Linked DNA regions of Homo sapiens: region 2 is linked to region 1. Evidence: read pairs that join two places in POLR2A ChIA-PET (ENCODE). Cell type or tissue: GM12878. All regions are shown on one strand. Each heading gives the region's core, and the rest is flanking DNA. Links, peaks and the distances in the headings are about the cores only.

The links. ChIA-PET counts read pairs that join two places held together with the same protein. Peaks named below come from ENCODE experiments on the same cell type or tissue, not always from the same donor. Only the 100,000 strongest peaks of a DNase experiment are listed, where the experiment ranks them.
Region 2: POLR2A ChIA-PET joins it to region 1 with 6 read pairs; 3 of 35 experiments call an interaction of 5 or more read pairs at or near these places.

Annotation. Positions count from the first base shown.
Region 1 is chr9:5,847,342-5,855,438 of GRCh38, reverse strand. It overlaps a transcript of ERMP1 not described here. Among named protein-coding and RNA genes, the nearest start is that of ERMP1, 18 kb to the right of the region's middle. RefSeq lists a silencer at 1,558-1,607. In GM12878, for the core only: a CTCF peak has its summit at 3,873; a DNase peak (open chromatin) is centred at 3,788; H3K27ac peaks cover 2,784 bases.
Region 2 is chr9:5,948,545-5,956,641 of GRCh38, reverse strand. BRD10 (bromodomain containing 10) reads left to right here. Exons shown (of 8, transcript NM_001017969.3): 4 at 2,547-2,626. Among named protein-coding and RNA genes, the nearest start is that of MIR4665, 55 kb to the left of the region's middle. In GM12878, for the core only: no CTCF peak of the experiment used is centred there; no DNase peak of the experiment used is centred there.

The DNA.
Region 1 (8,097 bases), core at 1,448-6,447:
AAAGGCTGTTGAATCACAGCACCAGTAAGCCTGAGAATGCTAAGGGCTCTAGCCCAGGCTTTCTCCCAGATTCTCTGGTATGTGCCCTCCTGGTGACAATGAAATTGGCTAATTGCTCTCAGTGGTCTGGAGTGACTATGTCCACAGTTCATCTTTCACAGTAGGAATCACTCCTTTTTTGCTTCATCCATACTCCATAGAGTCTCTCCTTTTCAGACATCCTAGGAGGAAAGGATTTAGCTTCTATTTTTTTAGACTATATATTTTTGACATCTGTTTTTTCTTAGGCTATTACATTTAAGTTATTAAATAATACAGATAATTACTGCTTTTATCTCTCTCAAATTTTTCTTTCTAAGAACTGAGAACAAGAAGATTGCTTTGAATCTCTTCATGCACTGGGAACTGAGCTATGAAAGAGGGTGTTATTAAACTGCTGGTCTGAACTCTCATGGATTGATGTTTCCCCTTTCTGTTACTGCGAAAAGATTCAACCCCTAAAAGTTTTTTGGCAACCCCCAAAGTCTTTTGGGAATCCTCAAAAAACATGGGAAATATTAACCTACATAAATGTTGAAAGATCCTGTCTTATGTATAGAAGTAATAAGACCAGGCCGGGTGTGGTGGCTCACACCTGTAATCCCAGCACTTTGGGAGGCTGAGGAGAGTGGATTACCTGAGGTCAGGAGTTCTAGACCAGCCTGGGCAACATGGCAAAACCCCATATCTACCAAAAATATGAAAGATTAGCCAGGCATGGTGACGCACGCCTGTAGTCCCAGCTACAGGCTGAGGCACAAGAATTACTTAAACCAGGAGGTGAAGGTTATAGTGAGTGGAGATCACACCACTGCACTCCAGCCTGGGCGACACAGTGAAACTGTGACTCAGAAAAAAGTATAAGACCATATGGAACTACTGACTAATAAATAGTTAAACTTTTTGTTCAAGACAGCAAAATGTATTTTGAAAATTCTGCTACCTCTTGATGCTGACAGTGTTTTTCTCCCGTGAGTGACCCAAGCATATTATAAATAATTGATAAAGGGAATGGAGCTGGTTGGGTGGAGCAAAAGGTTGCACTAGCTATGCCTAGACTGAATAGAAGAGTGTTATGATGATGAGAAAGCAAAATCTTTATTTTTTTTCTATTCCAAAGATTCACTCTGATTCAGCCTGACTAGTACTGACAGTTTATGGAAAATCTCAGCTGTTCTCTTTCTAGCACCTAGATACAGATATGAGCATGGCCCCTTCTCCTCCTCCAGATCCCCAGTAAAACTTCACCCACAGCAGCTTCTTTCTCCCCACTGGAGAAAGAGTGGGGAGCCCAAACCCCTTTCTTTTATCTAATCACCTGGCCACAATTTATCCCCCTTTGTTAAAATGATATATAAGCTCCAGGTCTAACTGCTTCTTTGGCTCTTCACTTCTTTTCTGTGAAGCCCCCATTTATGTAAAAATATTAACATCCATAAAATGAATGCCTTTTCCTCTGTTCATCTGTCTTTTGTCAGTTTAAAGCCTGTCTGGAAGACAGAGAGTCTCACCACCCTAGAGCAGTGCTACTCAGGGTGTCTCTGACCAGAAGCAAGGCTACATCTAGAGAGCGTGTTAGAATTGCAAATTACTGGGCATTCTAGATCTACTAAATCTGAAATTCTGTGGGCAAAGACCTGGGATCTGTTTTCATAAGCCTTCTGGGTGATTCTAACACATGCTCGAGTTTGAGTACCACTTCCTGGAGAGATGGGCAGGGGGTAGTGGGAGGGTAGGCACGGAGCACTTGTTTAGGACCCTTGCCAGGCTCTCTAACTCCCATCTGCCTGGCTTTCCATGATTTCCTGGTCCTTGTTTCTCCAGGCCAAACCACATTTAGGAACATACACAATCTGGAGTGCAGAATTCTTTGAACTTTATCTAGGTGGCTGTTTCTTAACCAACAGAGCATAGTTTCTTACAGGATATGTATGGCTCTTCTGGGAGATCAACACTGAAACCCCAGGGCATCTCTGAGCACAGCAACAGGACAAGAGAGAATTTAAGTGACATGGTGAAGGGGATCAGGTTATACCACCCCAAAGTATGCCACCTTGGCATATGATTATTTTGGGCTGAAAGCAATGGAGAAATAGCAGTTGTAAGAAGAGCTCTCTGCCCTTTCCTTTTCTGCCTAGAAGCAGGACATAAATTTCCCTTTGTGAAGGTGGCATAAATTTCCACCCTTCTCCTGTATCAGAATGAAGAAAGTAACCTATCACTAGAGACAGAAAACTGGCACTGAGATGAGTTGGCATAAAGACACCTTACTAAAGCAACCCTTGCTTTCCATTACTTTCCCTGTATACTTCCTAGTCACTTTCCTACAATTTTTCACCCCCAGAAGCCCAAACCCGTTTCCTTTGTCCATAAAATAGATGCTTTTTCCCCTGTTAATCTGTCTTTTGCCAGTTTAATTCTCAGGCCCCAGACACTGAACCTAAGAGGGCAGAGGAAAAGGTTTTTGCTGGTTTGTTTGTTTTCTCCCCTGTAGTGAAAAGAACTAACAGGTGAGATGACCCTGTAGTCAGGAAAGGATTTTTATCTCATTTACAAAAACATGTTTCAGTGTGATGAATTGAATCCTATCAGTTGCTGTTATTAATTTTTCTATATCTTCCCTGATTTCAAAAAGCATGTTTGAGGCAGCTTATTAAAATACATACAAGGTTAAAAAAATAGATAGCTATCCTTAGGATTTGCAAGGTGTTCACTTAAAACATTCTTTTTTTTTTTTTTTAATGAACATTCTCATAAAACATTCTTAAAATGGTTGGCTTCTTTGCTGATATGGCAGTAACCAAAGATTCCAGTATTTGAGCACATAAAAAATTCTGCTGCTATGGTGGGGTACAGTGGTTCACACCTGTAATCCCAGCACTTTCAAAGGCTGAGGCAGCTGGATTACTTGAGCCCAGGAGTTCGAGACCAGCCTGGGCAACATGGCAAAAGACCATCTCTACAAAATATACAAAAATTAGCTGGTGGCAATGCCTGTAGTCCCAGCTATGAGGGAGGCTGAGGAGGGAGGTCACCTGAGCGTGGGAAGGTCAAGGCTGCAGTGAGCCTTGATCATGCCATTTCACTCCAGCTACATGACAGAATGAGACGCTGTCTGGAAAAAAAAAACAAAAAAACAAAAAAAAACACTCTGCTGCTTACCTGTGCCAGAAATAACAACATCTAAAGTGAATACTTAAGAAAAACTTAATGACTGCTTGATTACCCTTAAGATTCTGCATTCTTTATAATGTTCTTTGCATTTCAAAAGCAGCCTATTTATTGCAGAAATTTACTTAACCTTTTGCTTTACTTGAGCATGTATGTATGTTGCTTAGATAAAAGTAATGACATAAACGTCTATATAATCTTAGATTTCATTTTTACTTTGAAATGGGAGCTTTTTTATTTATAAGGTCATGAAAAACTAAGTGTTTTTATTAAGAAATGAGATTTTTTAATGGCAGAAAAAATGACTTGTTGACTCATTATGAAATCAAAATCTCTCCAAGCTTTTAAAAAACTACTTCAAGCCATTCGTTAAGTAATATTCCTTTGTAAATCATCTTAGATTTAGTATTATAGTGTTTTCTCAATTTTTATGTGTGTTAAAATCAATTTTGTGGGGTGTATGTGTGTGAAGGGGAAAGGTGACTCACAGTCACAGTACCTAGTTTTGCAACTTTCAGGCCTTGGTTTTGTAGCTCCAGCTGCCACAGACTTAACAGCTAGACTGATTCTGAGTAAGAACAAAAGGGTTTGACCATAGAAGGAAGTTCCTTTAAGATCCTTGTGAAATGGTTATAATAAGCAGGTTGACTCTTGCCCCTTGGAGAGCACCACCCTGTGTAAGGCTGATATGATCACGAACCCTCCCTCGCCTCCTCCCACTTCTATATATTATCTGTGTGCATGTGTTTCTTCTCTCCATCTTTCTTGCATGCTCTTTTCTTTTTCTCTGTCTGACCCAAGAGAAAGAGAAATGTATTGATGAAAAGTCTTTAAATAGTGTAATTAATTCATTTATAGCATGTCAGAATAAATCAAAAAAGGACATTTCTCTGTAAAAAATAGGTAAACAGAAACAAATGAAAGAAAAGCTATGACAGGAAAATAAGGTATAGCAAATGTATGCCATAAGGTGCTGTATGACTGCTAAAGGTGTGCCTCAGATTTGGCTCTGAGCTTCCTAGTAGATAGAGAAAAGAGAAGAACAAATCAATTACAAGATGCACTATGTTCACAAATTGGAAACATCTTGGAGGCTTTGCTTGATACCAGCACAGCATAGAGATGTTGGGCCTAAAAGGGCTAACATCTTCAGATTTTGTTCTGAAGGGTCTAAAAGAGGGAACACAGTGTGAGATCTTTGGGAATAAGTCAAGGGAGGATGTCAGGGCATGGGCAGTTCCTGGATGGGGGATTGAATTGAGGGTGAGGTAACTGATCAAAGCTCTGGAGTTTTCAAAGGATGCAACCTTGTTCCTCATTCATTCTCTATTCTTCAGAGTCCTGCCCTACCTCCTCAGAGCTTGCAAGCTAGGACATGGCCAGAAGGCTAGGGTAGAATTACAGGGTGGCTGCCCTTTCAGGTATAGCATTTGGTACCACTGTTCACAATGGCCATGGGTTTCCAACTCTGACTGCACATTAGAATCATTTGAGCCATTTTCCAAAATTATACAATTGCCTGGCACCATCCAAATTAACTGAATACTGGGATTGGGCCCAGGATTTTTTGTTGTTGTTGTTTTTGGGTTTTTCTGATGCTTCATCTAGTTCTTATGTAGAGTGAGAGTAGAGAACCACTGACAGTGAGCATTTTCAGAGGTTTACGAACTTCACGGTATCTCAGAGTCACAGGAGGAACTTGTTAAACATTCAGTTTCCTCAGCCACATGCTCCCTCCCAATTCCCCCAACCACCCCAGAAGGCCAGGGAATTTTCTATTTCTTTTTTTCTTCTTCTTCTTTTTTTTTTTTTTTTTTTTTTTTGAGACGGAGTTTCATTCTCGTCGCCCAGGCTGGAGTGCAATGGTGCGATCTTGGCTCACTGCAACTTTCACCTCCCAGGTTCAAGCAGTTCTCCTGCCTCAGCCTCCAAAGTAGCTGGGATTATAGGTGCCTGCCACCATGCCCAACTAATTTTTGTATTTTTCGTAGAGATGGGTTTCACCATGTTGGCCAGGCTGGTCTCGAGGAATTCTCTATTTCTAGCAAGCACTCAGGGTAATTCTGATGCCGATGATCCACAGAGTCACACTAGTCCACAGAGTGTAAAGGGGGGGAGACCTGGGCCCTGGCCTGCTCTGATAACAGCAGGCTGTGTGACCTTTTGGGCCTATTCCTTAAACACTCTGGGTTTGTTTCCTGATTGGTAAGAAATAACCTGTGGTGCCTACACTGCAAGGCCACGATTGAAATCCACAATCCCACCATGGATATGATTCTGTGTTCATTAATTTCGAGTCTGCTTGCTAAGAGCAATAAGGCATGTGTGAGTTTGGGGCATGGGTGGAAGAGTGCCCTTTGGCCTAGATTTTACTGTCTTGTGTCAAGATTTGGGTAGATTTATATGTGATCCAACTGGTAGGTAGCTAAACTTACCACTGCTAGCACAGGCTCTTCTATAAGAACCAAACATGCCAAAAGTGTGCTAGAACAGAGTAATTTATTTTAATAACACATGTGGCTCTGAAATAAACTTGTTATAACAGCATGGGTTTTATTAACCAAGAATCACAGGACAACTTATTGAAGTGAGGATATCACTTGGTGATCTGAGTCTACAAATACCACCTTCTGAACAGTGACCAAACCATGACTTTGTTTATGGGAAATGTCCAATTAGTGTACACAGAACCACACCAAGTGGTGTGGGAAGAGAGATGAAGGAAGTGGGCATAGCAAGGAGCTGGGGTTGGGTTCGGGCTCTAATCCTGGCCAGGACCCCCTGTCTGCTTTGGCTAAGTCAGTTCTCCTCCCCCGGACCAGGTTGCTCATCTGTAAAATGAAGGTGCTAGATTAGTATCTGTAGGATCCCTTCTCTCCCCTACAGGCTGTAAAAATCAAACTAACTGGGCCAGACGCAGTGGCTCATGCCTGTAATCCCAGCATTTTGGGAGGCCAAGTTGGGCAGATCACGAGGTCAAGAGATTGAGACCCTCCTGGCCAACATGGTGAAACCCTGTCTCTACTAAAAATACAAAAATTAGCTGGGTGTGGTGGCACATGCCTATAGTCCCAGCTACTCGGGAAGCCCAGTCAGGAGGCTTGGTTGAACTCAGGAGGCAGAGGTTGCAGTGAGCCAAGATCGTGCCACTGCACTCCAGCCTGGCGACAGAGCAAGACTCCATCTAAAATAAAAATAAAAATATAAATATAAATAAAAATAAAAATAATCAAACTAACTGTAAAACTAAAGTACAAAGTGGCTTCTCCACTTGGTTTCCTCAGCTAGGTCAGAACCCCCATCTAACCATAGTAAGCCACATAGGTCCCTCCTCTTTCAAGTAGCCACCTGCACTCAAACCAACACCCCTGTGAACCAGTCCTCACCCACTCACTCTTTTAGAAAGGTGATATTCAACTAGCCTCACTAATAATTTCCAGCACAAATAAACTTTGCAGTCTCTATGTTGCAGTCCCTATGAAACCCAAATTCTAGCTACAAACAACCTTCAAACAAGAGGCATTTTTCAGGGTGGAGGTAGAGAGAGGTCATTTAACTCAGTGGTAAGCATTCAAGCTCTGAACATTAAAAAATAATTAGTTCCCTAAATCCTTGTAGAAAACCAGAAATGGCTAGCCATGACCTGTAAATGAATTATTGACAAAACCACTGAGACTTCTTTTCTTTCTGCCACTCCTTGTATCTGGATGTGTATTAGCTTCCTATGGCTGCTCTAAGAAATTGTTGCAAACTTAGGGACCTAGAACAATACGAATGTATTATCTGACAGTTCTGGAGTTTGGAAGTCTGAAATGGCTCGGCAGAGCTGTGTTTGTTCTGAGGGTTCTAGGCGCAGATCCACGTCCCTGCTTTTTCCAGCTGCAGGAGGCTGTCTGCATCTCGTGGCCACTCCGACCTCCTCCATTATCTTGTCTCCTTCTCTTACTCTCCTACTTCCCGCTTTCCTTCATAAAGATCCATGTGTTTACATCAGGCCCACCCAGATAACTGGGATAATCTCCCCATCTCAAGGTCCTTAAGTTAATCACATTTGAAAGTCCCTTTGCCAAGTAAAGGAATACGTTCAAAGGTCTTGTGGATTAGGATGTGGACATCTTGAGGGGGCTGTTTTTCTGCCTACCACACAGACTCATCTTCAGATCCCACCTCAGCCATTTAGTGTCTGTATGACCTTCAGTAAATGATATCCTTTCTCTAAGCCTCAGTTTTCCATTGATAAAACCAGGATAATAATAAACCCATCTTACGGGGTTTGTTTTGTTCTGATTTTTTTGATTTGGGTTTTTTTTTTTTTCCTGTCTTTTTTATTTTTTTAGACGGAGTCTCGCTCTGTCGCCCGGGCTGGAGTACAGCGGTGCCATCTCGACTCACTGCAAGCTCCGCCTCCTGGGTTCACGCCATTCTCCTGCCTCAGCCTCCCGAGTAGCTGGGACTACAGGCGCCTGCCACCACGCCCGGCTAATTTTTTGTATTTGTAGTAGACACAGGGTTTTACCGTGTTAGCCAGGATGGTCTCGATCTCTTGACCTCATGATCCGCCCGCCTTGGCCTCCCAAAGTGCCGGGATTACAGGTGTGAGCCACTGCGCCTGGCCGATTTTGTTTTGTTTTGTACATGTTATTCCTAAGAGAAGGAACAAAATTGGGGTTTTAGTGAAAAAGCCATCTGGGGGTCAGGTGCAGTAGCTCACACCTGTAATCCCAGCACTTTGGGAGGCCGAGGCAGGTGATCACTTGAGCTCAGGAGGTGAAGACCAGCCTGGGCAACATGGTGAAACTCCTTCTCTACTAAAAATACAAAAATTAGCTGGGTGTGGTGACATGCCCCTGTGGTCCTAGCTACTTGGAGGGCTGAGGCGGGAGGATC
Region 2 (8,097 bases), core at 1,258-6,257, 100 kb before region 1:
TAAAGCTAAAGCAATAGCTAACATTTATTGATCACCTACCATGTGCCTAGCAGTAGTATAAGCTTTTGGGGTGTTATAACCCATTTAATTCTCACAGAGTAGGTAATACTATTATCCCTTGTTTTACAGATGAAGAAACTGCACAAAGAAATAAAGCAGTTTGCTCAAGGTCTTGTATGTGATAGCTGTTATACATGACCTCTATAATAGTAGGTGGTTGTAGCAGGCACTCAAACCCAGGTAGTTTAGTTCTAAAACTCAAGCTTATAACCAATATGTAACATTACCTCCAATTTCCTAATAACATTTAAGCATCCTAATGACGTGGTGAACTGAAATACCAAGTAACCACCTTAGCTTCTCAGTCCATTCAAATAGAGTAGCTGCTAGAGTTAACTGAGAATTTAGTACCTGTGTTTAGTGCCTGTGTAACAATAAGATGAAATTCATGGGACTATCAAGGGTGACCTCTGTTGTGCTTATAAATGAATACAAAATCAAATGGCGCTTTTTTTTTAAGCTAATCAGAGTAGGGCTGGTGGGGAGAGGTTGAGGAAGAATTTTATTTCCTCCAAATTACTGTTTTTATAAAACCTTCCCATACATAAGTCAGCAAGATCATTCAGTTTTTTCTTGTGAACTTTAAAAAATGGTAAAGGCAGTGTATAGAGGAAAGGCATCTTGGCATTCAAATTCATGAGCCCCCTTCAGCAATACTTATGGCACTCAGTTTAGGAATCAATTACTAGCTGTATTATAGAGATATCAAGAATTTAATCACTTCTCCCTGAGTATTGCTTATTTAAGCAGCCCACCCACTTACCTATCTTTGTAGGAGTATACTTCTGTTATAAGGTACTGTGTAAGCACAGAAGTAAATAACAATGGTGAATAAAGAAATATATGTTGGGTTATTTTAATTTAATTGAAAGCAGATGTCAAATGATACCCGTCAATACTTATTAAAATAAGACAGTTAAACCCCTGTGAACCTCAGCAACTCAAAATTTGCAGTTCAGTCATAGTATACATGGATTTCATTGAGCCAAAAGTTAGAAATTTTATAAATTACAGTTCTGCGATATGATTAAAAAGTAATACAAAAAACAAATTATAAACTGGAATTGTGTCAATTGAGTTGACATATTTCTTGCAAGATGATTATATTTATATAGGAAAATGTTTGGAAAGGAGCATTAGGATTATGTACAGCAAAGTTACTTTATGTACGCATTCATTTTCCCTTTTGAAAAAAATATTGACATTTAAGTGGATTTTAGTCTGCAAATGATTGTGAACTAAAAATGACAGAAAAGTATTGCTGAATATTTTTTGTGCCCTTGTGTAGATTGTAAGCTCCTAGAGGATAGGATTTTTCTTTTTTATAATTTTTTACTTCCTTGTTGTCCCCGTAGCTTGTACAGTGTCCTGTATCTAGTATTTGTTGAGTAATTAGCAGTTTGTTAATTGATTTTGCTAATTACAAATTGGGGGAAAACTTTTAATGTGTTTCTAACTAAAAATAGAATTTTATTTTATTATTATTTTTTTTTGAGACAGAGTTTCACTATTGTTGCCCAGGCTGGAGAACAATGGTGCGATCTTGGCTCACTACAACCTCCACCTCCCAGGTTCACATGATTCTCCTGTCTCAGGCTCCCAGGTAGCTGAGATTACAGGCACGCACCACCACACCCGGCTAATTTTTGTATTTTTAGTAGAGACGGGGTTTCGCCCTGTTAACTAGGCTGGTCTCGAACTGACCTCTGGTGATCCGCCTGCCTTGGCCTCCCAAAGTGCTGGGATTACAGGTGTGAGCCACCGCGCCTGGTCTAAAAATAGAATTTTTATGCATGTATGTATTTTTTTGTCACGTTAAATACAAAAAGTAGATATATTTCAGTGTATACTGTGAATTGGCTCTAAGTATGAGGTTTATTTTTTTCCAGTGGTTTCTGATTCCACAAATAACTAGGTGCACTTTAAAGGGAGATGTTTATCTTCTTTTAAAACTTTGGGTATTGATACCGCCAAGGGCAGCCTATTAGGTGAGTGCAGAGCTAAAGGAGTAGAAAAACTTTGTTACCTAAGCTACTTAAGGGGATTTTCACATTAGGCTGGCTAGAGACCATAGTCTTCAGCTGTAGTTCTTATGCAAGTTCCTGACTGCGAAGTCAATGTTAAAGGTAAGGTTTTTTTCCCTATGTAGTCTCATCTTAAGTTGCAAATGTAGATTTTAATTAAGCAGTAGTAATGTGACTTTTTTGCCTAATCTTGCAGTAGATTCTACCGTATAACACATTGGAGATGGTAATCGTTCAGTTCATATAAACATAAAACAGCATTTGTTAATATGTCTGTTAACAGGTAGTTAATAGTTTAATGTTTGCTTTTACTGGGGCTTGTTTTGATTCATCATTTTTATTTGACTCACTAGCAGCCATCTGTTAGTTACAATTTAACTTTCAAGGATCTGCGTAATTTGTTTTTTGTTAATGAAGTGCTATAAACAGCATTATGAAGGTTTTCTCTTTTAATCTTGAAAGGAAAAAAATCCGTCTCTAAAAAAGCAATCACAAAGAAGAGGAAAACTGTCATAAAGTCACCTACTGTACCAGAGTTTCAGGTAAATGTTTCAACTTTGTCTCGAAATTTTTCAATTTTTTGTTTCAGTGTTCATATCATTCCTCGAGAGTTTGGCTGAATTCCAAGAAACTGTAGCACACTTACTTGTAATGAAATGTTTCTGACAGTGACTTTTCTCCCTGCAAGTGCAGATGTAACCAAGATTTAATCTGCTAGTATTTCGTAATTTTTACCTCTATTTTTGTCTTTTAATAATAAAAACCCTTTTTTATATCTTAATCTCTACTAGTACATTTCCTAGAAGCAGTTTAATAGAAATAATATATATATACTATATAGTATATGTGTGTGTGTGTGTATGTATATATATATAATACATAAAAGCAAATGTGTGAATGAAACTCTTCCAAGAACAAATCATAATTTGGAGATGGTAATAGTGCCTAGATAGTTCGTTTTCATTTATTTGGGCACTGTAGAAATAAATGGTAGATTTATTAACTTGGAAAACAAATCTTTCAACTCTTAGCTGTATATGATCTTCAGAGAGAATATTAAGTAAAGGTTAATTGAAATGGTCTTTAAACATTTCTGTGGAAAGAAAAAGTAATTATCTGTACTGCCATATGATTAAGTGAAGAGTTTTTTATTTGTAGCTAATACTAAGCAGAGAATCTCACCCTAATTAATGCTTTTATTTTCTATTTTATAAAAGATGTATTTTCTTCAATAAACACTTTCTTTAAAAACGTCTTTGTATTCATGTGTCTAGTCAATTTTCAAAAGTTTTATAAACTCATACCTAATGACCAAAAGATAAAAGTGGTGTTCAGATGAATTTGTGAGTCTCAAGTCAAGTAGAGATGAAAATAAAGGGACAATAGCTATGAAAATATTGATAATATATAATGTGAGTTTAATAGTTAGATATATCTAAAAATGTGGACACATTCATTTTCAGTAAAAATTCTATTTTGGAGAGTGTTTTTATGGAAGTTACTAACTGGTAAAAATTTAACATTTTTAAATCAACAGTTAAAGAAAATAGACATGTTTTTCTCTTAGTACTGTAGAATAGAATATTTTTAATGATATTCTTAGGATGAATTACAAACATTTCTACAAAATCCTTTTATATATTATATAACCTTGGTTGCAGAGTAGTTAATAAAAAAATAACAATTTTACTGTTTACTTAGAGGCCTTTATACCACTTCTTGTAACATATTTTAATGCTTTAGTATTACATCATCACGCGTCCACTGCTGTCACACCTGTGTTTACTATTTCTCCGACTTTTGTTTTTCTCAGTCCTCAAAGCATCAGCCCTGGGAATGTAGATGTTAGAGCAAATCTGGCCCATTGTTAATATTTCCTCTATACCCATCTTAGTGAATAGACTTTTCCATATATTAAGTAGCACAGGCTGCATAGCCAGTGTTTTTTAAAATTGCAGTGGTATTCATTAGTGAGGCATGAAATCATTTTAGCAGATTGCATGACCAGTGTTTCTTTTTTAAGCTAACAAAATTAAACTAGAAAAGAAATCAGCACAATTACATATAGTAAGTGTGCTACACATAGCAGTGTGAATATGTACACTCACATATATTGTTTCGTGAAACTTTGGTTTCAATTGTATGTGTGTACACAAGGATATGCATTGTAAAATGTGTTGCTGACCATGGGTCATGGTCAAAATATTTTGCCAGATTGAGCTGTTTAAAATGGTCTTGGCCGGGCCCAGTGGCTCACACCTGTAATCCCAGCACTTAGGGAGGCCGAGGCAGGCGGATCACCTGAGGTCAGGAGTTCGAGACCAGCCTGACCTATATGAAACCCCATCTCTACTAAAAATACAAAAAAAATTAGCCGGGTGTGGTGGCATGTGCCTGTAATCCCATCTACCCGGGAGGCTGAGAGAGGAGAATCACTTGAATCTGGGAGGCAGAGGTTGCAGTGAGCCAACATCACGCCATTGCACTCCAGGCTGGGCAATGAGGGAAACTCTGTCTCTAAATAAATAAATAAATAAATAAATAAATAAATAAATAAGTCTCTTCCTGGTTCTCAAGGTGTCCTAGAGGGAGAGAAAACAGAGAGGGAAGAAGAGAGAGAGAGAGGATAGAGAGGAGTAATAGTCTCATGAAAACAGTGGTTCTTATGCCTAGTTTACAATATGAATACCACGGCATTACTCATAAAGAAACTTGGCAACTGTCTCACAGGGAAATAGATCATTTGCTTCAAATACACACATTAATAAAATAGGAGATAGTGCTAGTCACTAGTAAACTTTGCTGTTAAATGCAAAACTTAGTTTTGTCTCTCAAAATAATTTTATGTAGTGTGTTACTTTATTTGAGTCTTCCACATGTAAGAAGACTATTATATAATAAAGTGAATTCATTCCCTGCCCAAAAGTTCTAGCGATATGGTATTTAGCACCTCAGATTCTGTAAATTATTTGTTTTGTTCAAGGTGTTTTAAATATCACATTTCTAGCATTAAACATAAAAATATAGAAATATTTAGTCAGAAGATCTTCATATTATTCATTCTGAAATATCTTGCTTCTGAAAATAATGAACCTGTTTTTGGATAGATAATAGATCCCTTTTGTAAAACCTGACCAGTTTGCCAAAGGACCAGTCTTCTTTAAATTGACAGAAAGCATGCTTAGATAGAGATAAATGAAAGGGTTAAATTGTGAAGTTTTTTTTTTTTAAGTCCTAATGAGTTTTTAAAAATGTTTTGACCTCAGCTGCTTTTTAGTTTGACAATGTTTTTGTTGACTTTTTTTAAAGCTAGAACTTGAACTTGCCCCCCTATTTGCTTCAGAAAGAATCCATGTTTATATACACACCTAATATCTGCACCCAGGTTTAGAAAATAATCATCCTACTCCTATTTAGAGTATACACTGTGAGCATTCAAATGGTGGATTGGATTTGTATGTGTGGCAGGGTGGGGTGGGGGTGTGTGTGTGTGTGTGTGTGTGTGTGTGTGTGTGTGTGTGTACAGTCAGCCCTCTGTATCTGTAGGTTCTGCATCTGTGCATTCAACCTTGGATTGAAAATATTTTCTTAAATGTGTCCGTACTAAACATGTACTGATTTTTTTTCTTGTCATTATTCCCTAAACAATATGATATAACAACAATTTATATCACAACTATATTGTATTAGGTATTATAAGTAATGTAGAGATGACCTAAAGTATATGGGAGGATGTGTTATATGCAGATACTATACCACTTTATATCAAGGTCTTAAGCATCCTTGGATTTTGGTATCCGCAGGGTTCAGAGGTGAGTCCTGGAACCAGTACCCCACGGATACCGAGGGACGACTGTATATTGTAAAGGGTCTAACCAAATGTGTGCCACTTTTTCCTAAGAGTTATGTCAGTGGTTCTCAAACTTTAGATAGTATAAAAATAATGTGATACCTTTATTTAAAATGAAGATTGTTGGTTTCATCCTCCAAAAGACCTTGATTCAGTGGGTACCAGTAATCTGCATAGTGGTTAAACACAAGGGTTCTGCAACCAGGCTACCTACTTGGGTTTGAATGCCAGCTCTACCACTGATTAACTCTGTGGGGTAAGGTATTTAACTTCTCCATGATTCCAGTTTCTCATTTGTACAGTGGGGTAATAATAGTACCTTCCTTGTAGAGTTGTGAGGATTGAATGATACAGCTTACTGTTTTAGCCATTTTTATTGTTTTCAAATAAGCAGGTCAGTCGCTTCTGGTGAAAAACACTGAATTATGAATAGGAAAATCAATTAAAAATGGCATAAAAACATCTATTATTGACCCTTAGCACTCTTTCCATTTACTTAAAACCTTGAAATAAATCTTGGATTTGGTCTTAATGAAAGTGGCACATGATTAAGCCTACAAGAATTTGAAAAGTGGAAAACCAAGTAATAGTATTTGCATCATTATGTTTGATGAGAGTGAAAACTTACGTTTATCCCTGTTGTATTGTTATGATGCATTATATATTTGTCATGTAGGGGAAATTGTTGGATTTTTTAGTGATAATTATAGAATATTGGTGATTTAAGCTTTTATATCAACTTTAACATTTACTTACGACTTTGTTAAATTGGTAAAATTCTTTTTCCTTTATCTGTTTTGTAATCAAAGAAAGACTATTAGACTGAAAAGTGAATATCAGTTTTCCTAATAGTTACTTTTTCCTAAAAAGTCTTTTCATTTAACATTTAAGAGAGAAATCTAATGTTATATGACTTATCTTTTGTACATAATTATGACAGAAAGTTACAGGAAGTATTTTTAAAAACTAATGTGTTGAGTCTCAATAACATAAGTTTTAAAAATAATTTAACAGCCTTAGTTACCCTAAGTCTGCTTTTCAACAATAACCAAAAAAAAATCTTCCATGCAGTGTGCCCTTGCTCCCATTTCATATGCATGATTGATTTTAAAGGCTGCTTTGCAGAAGAACTCCAGAATCCAGCTGCTAAGACTTATATTACATTGTTTTCAAACATAAGAAAAAACTCACTGATCCTTAACATACCTCTGAAAAAACTATACTTCTCCATCTAACCAATGGAGAAACTAAGGGATAAGAAATAAAGTACTGCAACATAACAAATTGAAACCAAAATTAAAATTAGGGTTTTGTTGTTGTTGTTGTTGTTGTTGTTTGTTTGTTTGTTTTGAGACGGAGTCTCGCTCTGCCGCCAGACTGGAGTGCAGTGGCACAATCCTGGCTTACTGCAATCTCTGACTTCCTGGTTCAAGCGATTCTCTGTGGTTTCCTCTATCAGTGTGTCATCTTAGGTCATTTTACCTCTGTTAGTTTAATCAGCTTTTTAACTGCTTACTGTATTAAGATGTTTTGATTATATCATTATTTTGAATTGCTCCCTCTTAAAATGAATATTTTTAACCTCCGCTTTTTGTTTCACTTTTAACAGCAGGAGTTCTTCCCCCTTAAAATTAATATAGTTCTCCCTTAAAAATATATATAGTTCATTGAGAGAAACATCTGTGTTTAATCACATGGTTGTTTATCAGACTAATTTGGCTTTCATGTCACAAGTGATATCCTTATTTGCAAGTTTTTAAGTAGTCCTTGTTGCTGGTATGGTGATGATAAGAAATAAAAAGAAATTTTCCCATCTGCATAGTTTTAGCAGATGCCATTATAATTTTAGTTTAAATACAATATAAATTTTGAATTTATACCATGCATTTAGTATTTCACTTATTATTTTTATAATAAATTACAGGATCTTTTTATTAGAACGGGAGTGAATGTGTGATCCCTTTTGTCTGGACCTATTCATTTTTACTTTTCTACATTGTTTTCCTTTTGCTTTGCTTTTTAATATAATCTACCATATTGTTTGTATTTTTTAATGTTACCTTATGTCCTTTTTTGGAGCAAGTAAATATCTTTTAGACCTATTGAATTTCTATCCAAAGGACATAATTTCTAGTTTGAAGTATCAGTAAAGTAAGGAATGAT